Regions from separate parts of the Homo sapiens genome. Here region 1 is linked to region 2. The links are chromatin contacts, found by Hi-C in ENCODE. All regions are on one chromosome and are shown on one strand. The core of a region is the stretch at or near the end of the contact, and the rest is flanking DNA. Distances in the headings are between cores, read along the strand shown. Region 1 has its middle 41 kb from the start of DANT2. Region 2 overlaps DANT2 (DXZ4 associated non-coding transcript 2, distal).

What was found. A loop is a pair of places that touch in the nucleus more often than their neighbours do. Pooled maps may share reads with other maps.
Region 1: a loop to region 2 is called in a map with no recorded cell type, with 13 times the contacts of the local background. The contact joins two enhancer-like sites. A Hi-C loop is called at or near these places in 12 of 37 single-sample maps with no recorded cell type and 4 of 50 pooled maps.

Annotation. Positions count from the first base shown.
Region 1 is chrX:116,007,880-116,012,721 of GRCh38, forward strand. No RefSeq gene overlaps it. Among named protein-coding and RNA genes, the nearest start is that of DANT2, 41 kb to the left of the region's middle. RefSeq lists an enhancer at 2,356-2,445. Within about 2 kb of position 2,097, at least 6 of the 41 ENCODE cell types and tissues checked have a DNase peak (open chromatin) inside an H3K27ac peak, as active enhancers do.
Region 2 is chrX:115,938,399-115,943,099 of GRCh38, forward strand. All of the region lies in intron 1 of DANT2 (DXZ4 associated non-coding transcript 2, distal), which reads right to left. Among named protein-coding and RNA genes, the nearest start is that of DANT2, 28 kb to the right of the region's middle. RefSeq lists an enhancer at 2,322-2,835. Within about 2 kb of position 2,598, at least 2 of the 41 ENCODE cell types and tissues checked have a DNase peak (open chromatin) inside an H3K27ac peak, as active enhancers do.

The DNA.
Region 1 (4,842 bases), core at 847-3,346, 69 kb after region 2:
TGTGCTTAGGTGGGAAGACTTAGTCTTGTATGGAGGAGGGACATTTGTCCCACCAAAAGATTAAGCAAGAACGCATGGAAATTTAAGTAAGTTTGTTAGTGGTGAAGGAGCAAGCTGAGGAACTTCTCTCATCTGATGGCCTTGATGTTTTTCATAGATTAGAAAGGAACGTTGCCTCTGAAAGTGAGGCAAGAAAAGGTGCATTATATTGTTTGAAGAAAGTGATAATTCTTTGAAGTAACCACTGGAGGAATAGGAGAGGGTGATATTTATGGACGTCAGGCTCAGTGAAACTAGAGTTGATGAATTTGTAGTGTAATCTTCACCAGCAGTGTCCATCACCCTGGAGAAGCTGAATGATTGGATTGATCCAGGGATGAGGTTTGGTGAGCAGGTGTGAAGGAAGGACAAAGGAACAAAATAAATAAAAATCATTTCAAGGGAGAAAGCACATAATGAGCCATAAGAACAAAGTAGACCCCGAAAAGCACTGATAAATTCAGAAAGTATGGAAAAGGAAAAGAGACTAAACACTGTGTTGAGAAGTAATAGTAGATTTATTGTCAATAAAGGTAGAGACAGCTGTATTAATATGAAAAAACAAAACAAAAACATAAAACTAGGATAGTGGAATTTACAATTTTGAAGACAGAACATTTTTGTTGCTGAAGAGTGGGTTGCCAAAATGGTGGTGAGACATTATTGAAGCTGAGCATATCCAGCAACTGTGAGGCCAAGGAGTTAAAGTCATTCTGGTTAATGACAGAATTGATGTAGAAAAACAGTGAACCTCCTTATTAATGTCCTTATTAATGTAGAGGAGCAGGAAGTAACAGTAACAATGTACTGTTTGGGTAACAGTAACAAGGAGGAATAGAGCAGGGGTTCACAAATGCAAATCCTACAGAGGCCTACAGGTGAGGGAAAGAAGCCAAATTTAAGAGAAGATACCCCACCTAAAGGAGGCAACCACCACTAAGCTTCAGAAGACAGTTACTATTTGGAAAGATGAGCCTAAAATTGCTAGAAATCTACATTTTGAAGATAAATGGCAAATGCCTTTTAAAAATGTGAAATTTTTCATTGTGAAATATTGGTAATTAATTTTAAAAAATACTGTGATGACCAAACAAAGCATCTCTTAAGTGTGAATGCAGTTCATGAGGTGCCAGTTTGCAACCTCTAGGATAAAAAGTAGTATGCCCAAATGGCCTGAGACACAAAGCAGGAAAGACTTATACAATGGTATCTTCACTCTTTCTTCTCTAGGCTATGGCAGACATCACTAATTTGATCAGATATGCAGAGCTTCCAGAGGCAAGTAAAAATCAGTTGTATTTGGCACACAAGGTGAAACCTTATTTGCCATAATGTTTCTATAATTTTCAAGAAAGTTTCTGAATCTTTGAACTTTCGTTGGTCTTTGAAAAAGAACAGGCATGCTGTAATGTTTCAATTCAGTTTTGCCCTCGCAGGATTTTCAGGTGGGCTTTCTTGTTGAATGTGTGCTTTGTATGTTTTCAGAAACCTCTTCACACCAGTAACTGTGTCTTAAAAATTTCCAGTAATGTGCTCAGAGGTCCTGAGTGGGAACTAGTTTAATGTTGAAGGTGAACAAACAAAACCTTTCATCTGTTCCCAGGTATGTCTGGCTTCTGGCAGCTTTGCCATTAATAGTTGAGAGCCTGTTTGCTGCCTGGAACACTGAAGGGTTGTTAAACAGCTCTCTGCCTTTTAAAAAGAGTGGGAGATGATTGGGAGGCTTCTAGACTGAGGCAAAAATTGAAAATATCATGCATGTTTAGCTATATGGTTTATTAACTCATTTGCTGAAGTGTGTACTTGATTTCTGTTAAATCTTTTTATGCTTAGGCATTTTTGCTATTGAGAGACTTTTCTTTTGGGTATTTAAATACTCAAATAACTCATTCATATTCAAATACCTCCTTTAACACATTTCTCATTTCCTTTAGAAGCAAAACATACTCTCTTTGCAGGAACTGTTTTCAGCCCCGCCCCGACCTCTCAAAACTCTGCACTTAGCCAGCTGTTTCCATGGCCAATGCTGTAAGCCCCCAGGCCCGATTCACGTGGCAGGAGGGGAAGAACAGCTGAAGCTGGAGCAGCGAGCTGCCTTAGCTGCCAAAGTCCACTTGATTCTGACGCAATGCAACTGCATTCTCCGTTTTTAATTTGTTCCTGTTCTGCTTTTGGTTTTCAGTCTCTACCACTATCCCCTCACTCTCCAGCGTCTACCCACCCTTTCCTCTTTTAGGTTTCTGAAAAACAGACCATTTGGTTGACCCTGCAAGGCTTCCAATTTGCCTATTTTGTCATGATGCCCTGTTTCTCCCCATCATGCTCACACTTGCTTCTAAAATGCCTCTGGCTCTTCTGGTGAGCTGCTGTCTACCTATTCCTGTCTCTGGCTCTGGGTCCTGTTGTCTGTCTCCAGCTGCCTGCCTAACACAAACTGCCTTACTGCCTGTGGTGTGTCATGGATCTGCTGATTTTCTGTGGCACCTGAAACAATAGAAGCTGAAAAATCCATGACTTCTGTTTAACTGTGCTTCTTCACAGTTTTCCTTATTAGACATTATGTGGTCAAAACTCTGAAACTAAACTCTTTAACTGAAGTACAGGTGTCAGCCCTCTGAGCTGAAGCTCAGCCATTATAACTTCTGTGACCTGCACATACACATCCAGGTGGCCTGCAGGGGCCAAGAAGTCTGGAGCAGCCAAAAAACCACAAAGAAGTAAATCAGTCAGTTCCTGCCTTAACTGATTAACCAAAATTACATTTTACCATTGTGACTTGTCCCTGCCCTACCTTAGCTGATCAATCAACTTTGCAACATTCTTCTTTTGGACAATGAGTCTTATGATCTCCCCACCATGTACCTTGTGACCCCCTCCTCTGCTAACAATAGATAACCACCTTTTACTGTAATTTTCCATTACCTACCCAACTCCTGTAAAGCAACCCCTTCCCCATCTCCCTTCACTGACTCTCTTTTCGGACTCAGCCCACTTGCACCCAAGTGAATAAACAGTGTTATTGCCCACACAAAGCCTGTCTGTTGGTCTCTTCACATAGATGTGCTTGACATTTGGTGCCATGACTCAGATCGGGGGACCTCCCTTGGGAGATCAATCCCCTGTCCTCCTGCTACATTTGGTGCCGTGACTTGGATCAGGGGACCTCCCTCGGGAGATCAATCCCCTGTCTTCCTGCTCTTTGCTCTGTGAGAAAATCCACCTATGACGTCAGGTTCTCAGACCAGCCCAAGAAACACCTCACCAATTTTAAATTGGGTAAGCAGTCTTTTTTTATTCTGTTCTCCAACCTCTCTCACTATCTCTCAACCTCTTTCTTCTTTCAATTTCAGCACCACCCTTCAATCCCTCCATTCCTTTCATTTCCTTTTCCTTTCTGGTAGAGATAGCAGAAACGTGTTTTTTCCATGGATCCAAAATGCTGGTGGCACTGGTCATGGACTCAGGAAGACAGTCTTCCCTTGGTGTCTAATCACCGCGGGGACACCTGCCTGATTATTCACCCGCATTCCAGAGGTGTTCGATCACCATGGGGACACCTGCCTTGATCCTCCACCTTGGTGGCAAGTACTACCCCCCCCTTTTTACTCCTCTTTTCTCTAAATTTCCCTTTTTTTTACTATGGGCAACCTTCTGCCCTCCATTCCTCCTTCTTCCCCCTTAACCTGTGTTCTTAAAAACTTAAAACCTCTTCAACCCTCACCTGACCTAAAACCTAGCATCTTATTTTCTTCTGCAACACCGCTTGGCTCCAATACAAACTTGATAATGGCTGTAAATGGCCAGAAAATGGCACTGTTGATTTTTCCATCCTACAATATCTAGATAATTTTTTTCATAAAATGGGCAAATGGTCTGAGGTGCCCTATGTCCAGGCATGTTTTACACTTTGTCCCCTCCCTAATTTCTGTTCCCAATGCAACTCATCCCAAATCTTCCTTCTTTCCCTCCTGCCTGTCCCTTCAGTCCCAACCCCAAGTGCCACTGAGTCTTTTGAATTCTCCTTTTTTTGCGGACCCCCCTGACCTCTCTCCCCTTCCTCAGGCCACTCCTTGGCAGGCTGAATCAAGTCCCAATTCTTCCTCAGCCTCCACTTCTCCACCTTATAACCCTTCTGTCACCTCCCCTCCCCACACCCAGTCTGGCTTACAATTTCATTCTGTGGCAAATACTCCCCCGCCTGCCCCAAAATTTCCTCTTTGAGAGGTGGCTGGGGCTGAAGGCATTGTCAGAGTGCGTGTACCATTTTCTCTATCAGACCTTTCCCAAGTTAATCAATGCTTAGGCTCCTTCTCATCAGACACCACAAAATATATACAGGAATTCCAATATTTAACTCAGTCCTACAATTTAACCTGGAGTGACTTAAATGTGATACTAACTTCTACCCTCTCCCCAGATGAATGAGAAAGAGTTTTTTCTCTAGCCCAGTCCCACGCTGACACCTGCCGACATCATGAGCCGGACCTTCAAGAAGGCATCAGGGCAGTTCCCCAAGAGGATCCCCGATGGGAGTATCAGGCAGGTTCCCCAGGTATAGCTAGATGAGATTACATGATTTCCTGCCTAGTTGAAGGGCTTAAAAGGGCAGCATACAAAGCTGTTAATTATGACAAAATTAAAGAAACTACCCAAGGTAAAGATGAAAACCCAGCCCAGTTCATGGCTCGTTTGGCAGCAACCTTGAGATGCTTTACAGCCTTAGACCCTGAAGGGCCTGAAGGCCATCTTATTCTCGATATGCATTTTATCACCCAGTCAGCTTCTGACATTAGAAAAAAGCTT
Region 2 (4,701 bases), core at 1,348-3,847:
AGACTGAATAACTAATGAAGACAATGTTTTTATGATTTTTTACTTGATACATGTGGTTCTTAATGTTTTGTTTTTCAGATTTAGGAACATTTTCTCTCTTGAGCTATCATTTATAGCAATTTGGTAAGATATACTTTTGTAAAAGAAAAAAGAAAAAAAGGAAAATCATTTGGATTTTTCTCCTTGATTCCTCCAGAATTCAGAAAGTATTTGTTAGTATTCTTATGGTAATATGATTATTTGCATAAGCCCAATAAAAATCTGTCTTCTTTATAGCAGAATACAATTTAAAAGCATGGTTATTACCAAGGCTTTGACTGAAATGACATATTTGAAAATATGCATAAAATGCCTGACTTAAGGGTTCCCAGCCTTATAGTGAGTAAATAAAAACTGTCACTTCCCAGCAGGTCCAGGAATCCTAAGATTATAATAAAATCTAAAGTTGGTCTTGGTTTTGCTTTCTAGCCTCATGAGGTTTTAAAATCTGAGATTTCCTATATGATCAATGTAGAAAGAAAAGGTTGTTTCTAAAAAAGAGCTATACTACACCTGTTATTAGATTTTAACTCTGCACATTGTTTTCAAGCTCTTATTATCTACTTATACACTACACGTGGTCCTAAATTATTCTAGGTTCCTCCAATCCAACTTTTTTCCATAAAACTCCTAAGGCAGGAACTACTTCGTTTCTAAGGCCTGTAAGCTAAAACTAGATAAATTTTAAGGAACAAATCTTGTGCCTGATATATGAACCACACAGAAAGGTCACCAAACTCCCTGACACCAAAGCCAGAGACATTCAAACTGTAAACCAGGACAAGAAGTTGACATTTTTCATGCCATAAACGACCTTTCCTAAGACATCAGAATGACATATCATAATGAAAGTCTTACTTCCCTTAATGATATTTTTTTTTCACTTGGCAGGAAGTTGACATAATTACTTTTTTTTAGCAACCAGTAACTGCTATAGATAACTTGACAAAACCTGACCAAAGAAATCCTTTTAGTTCACCTAGTGGGCAACTTTAAAAATTTTGTTCAAATTATAATGGTGGTTCCTTTTGTAAAATTGGCATTCTCTGTTTTAATTTTACCAAGTCAGAAAATGCTACTCAGTGGCTATAACAGGTCTCACCTAGTTTCCTCTATGGTCTTTTGATTTGTTTAGTTGTTGCCCTTAAGTTTGTGCTCTTAGAGCAAAACCATTGTGCAAACTAATTTTATTATATTGTTTTTTATTTTTGTATTATGATTTTTAAGTGTTGCTCTTATTACCTGTCTAATCTTTGTAAAGCCAGCTCTCTGAAGGGGATAAAATTAGCCCATTGTTTCAAGGTGACTGCTGATGACTATGGAACTGTAAGATGAAACTTGATGCTGGACTCCAGATGAACCTACCATGAGAAAATTTTTCCTTCTGGCCTCCTTGTTACTCCAATATGACCCAGGTCACTGATATACACCCCTATGACTTACCCTCAATGAGGAAGACAACAGGACAGCTCCATCCCAGCACCGAGAGACAATTAAGCCTAACTTCACAATGGTTGATCAGTCATGCATTCATAGAAGGATCTTGATCAAAGAGGGGCGTGTGAAAGTTGATCACACACATTGGGTCATTCTTACAATATAAAACTAAAACAGTCAAGAGTTCAGGGGGAAGAAGCACTCAGGGCATTATTACATTGCTCTAAGAATGTAATTCTCTACCAGCCTGGATGATAAAACTGCCTGTTATATCCTGAAAACACTTTTATCTAACAGCTACTGAAACAACCTGCTCAAAACTCTAAGACCACTTTTACCCAAGACTATCACTCACCCATCAGAGACTGCTAGCTCCACAATACGTTACTAGTACCAATGAACTTTCTAGAAAAACTGTATGTGACATTTCTCCTTTTATAAAACCTGCAACCTCCTCTTTCTTCTTCAGAAATACTAAAGGCCACCGAATCTGTATGTATGCACCAAACTGCAATTTTTCCTCCTGTAATAAAATGTTAAATTTAGATATTCATCTCTAGATTTTTATTTTCACTTTGAAAAAGTCTTCTCACCTGATATAGCACCTGTCAATTCCTGCAGGCCCCGCAATAGCCTGCCATTCCCTCTAGGGCCTGCTGCTGACATCTTAAGCTACAAGAGGCTGCTGGACTGCCTTGGGTAAGATTGCCCTGGCTCCATGAGGACAGAAGAGAAGCAACAACTCCAAGATAAGAAGGGAAATCCAGGTACTCAGCCCACCTCAAGCTATGAGTCAATGTCCCCATAAGAGCAAGAATTCTACCTAAGATATCCTATATAAACCCACAAGTGTGCCCAGAAGCCACTGACACATTTACATGATATTTAGACTTAACGCTCATAAAGGGATGATGTATTAACAGCAACAGATACATGGATACATCTGTTCTTTTTGATGAACACTTACACACAGACATTTATATTAAAACCAAGAGCCCCAGAGAAAGGTACACTCAGCCCTGCCTTGTAGCACTATAGCAGAATAAACTCTGCTTCTAAGGCTTATACTGGTTGTGGGCCTTCCCTGGTGTTTTTTCATCCACAAAGGGTGGAGGGAGAGGCCTGGTAGGACGGGGCGGTTGGCATTTCTGGAACAACAGTGCCATCAAGAGGAAGCTTTTTGAGCATGGCTTCCAGCCCTTCGCAGTGTATCCAGAGGGGAAGGTTTCTAATAGAACAAAGGGTAGGTTTGGGGCACTCAGGGAATTCTGGGACTGGATGTGGGCACCTGACTGGGTGCCTCCAGATTCAGTGCAAAAGCGAGGGAGCCGAGCTTGCCCACCAAGAAACCCTGGGCTGCCAGGCCTGCCAGGCTCGGGAGGCGGCAGAGGCCAGGCCTTAGTGGCAGCCATGTTTGGGAACCTGGAGCTACCACAGGGCATTTTGACTGTGGATCTTTGCTCTTGGTGAAGATGTAACTTCAAGCGAAGAAAGGAGGCACTGCCCTGGAGGTCCCAGGGCCAGCCAAATAAAGGGGAGGTGGCAGTAGCCACATTGCTAGGTGTAGCTCATAAAAAGGATAGAAAATTTCCTGATTTGGGGGGTACTACAATGATACAAGAAAGAGTAGTTGAAGTACATTGCACTTCAAACTTTGTCTGGTTAATTTTTGCTCCTGTCAAAGAAAGTCTGGGTCAAAGGTCTCACAGCGTGCCATTGCACACATTTTGTCCCATGGGGCAGAGAGTGCTGACACTCATTGGGGATCAAGTTGATACCAACATTGAGCTCTGGTGTCAGAGGACCTAGGTCTGTATTGTGCTGTACTTCAGCTCAAGAACAATCCGGAAGTGCACTGTTTGTTAGGCTCTAGTTCCTTAGTATGATCTGGTTCCTCTCCTCGTGGAAGAAACCTGGGTTCAAACATGAAGATCTATGTTCTGTGTATCTGCTTGTCTTACAGCATTGGCTCAAACCTAAGGAACACTCTCAGAGCATCACACTCACAGCCTTGAGCTTAGGATCAATCAGATCCTGTAGGTCCAGGTCTTGCCCTGAGGCTTGGAAAAAAGAAGGTTGATTGACCCTAAAAGGCTCTGCCCACATAAGACCACTGGGCAACACTTTAGGAAACTCACAAGTATGAAACTGAGAAAGGACTAGAGCAGTTTTTGGCACCCATTTGGGAGGTGAAAGAAAAAAAAAAGGTGGAGATCTGGGCCTTGAGTCTTCCTACCAGGCCTGTGGGCAAGCACTGACCAGGGAGCATAGCCTCAGTCAGTTAAGAGCTGGCAAAAGCACAACTTAACCACGATGTTTTCCAGGAGTAGGCCATTAGGAAGATGGAGTGTATAAAATAGGCCATGTACCCAGGAGTATGTACCTCGTTCTTGGCTCGGCAGGACTGCTTGATGAGAAGTAGATCTGAGGGAAATGGGGAGGAGGCTAGGGCTGGATGCACAGAGAGAAATGGGCATGGAGAAAGGAAGGATGATGACAGAACCCTACAGTGGTTAGATTCTGGCATGGACTCCTGGCCCTTCTTGATTCCCAGCTACCTGGATAAACACAGGTTCAGACTTGGGAGAGCCAGGGGTGAATGGGAAGCAAGGCCAATTCCTGCTCATTGCCCTGAGGCTCCTGGGACTTTGAAGGAAGGTGGCCAAGAAGAACTCTGCAAAGGCAGGGATCTAGGCACTAGCTCTCTTTGGTGTGGGACACACAGCACTAAAAACAGGCTTCTGCCAGAAGTATGGCACTCTCAGGAGCAGGCACTGCAGCCAGTAAAGGGGCAGGTGGTAAAATGGCTGTAACCTCAGGGTGGGGATCCTTTGCAGAGATTTATGCTAGCCCTATCCAGACATGGCTACCAACAGAATCATGAGCCAGGGCTTCCAGTACAGGTCCCACCAGGTGCTCTGGGGGTCTTGACCTGGTGCTTGTCTCTGAAGCTTGACAGCCCCAAATGGCCATTGGCCACACTTCTCCCATGCATCCAGATAGCTCTGTTCCCTCCTGAAACCCCACTTCACTCCCAAGCCACTCCTCAGACAATCATGAGCAAGGGTTCATGGGATTGTCAAACAAGTTCTTCTAGATGGCACTATTATGCCAGAAATGCCAGCATTCCTTCCCCTCTTTCCTCCCCAATATTCCATCCCTCTGCCATTTGCTACTGAAGAAAAAGCCAGCCAGTGTTTATCCTGGCTGAATCCTTGGGGCTCC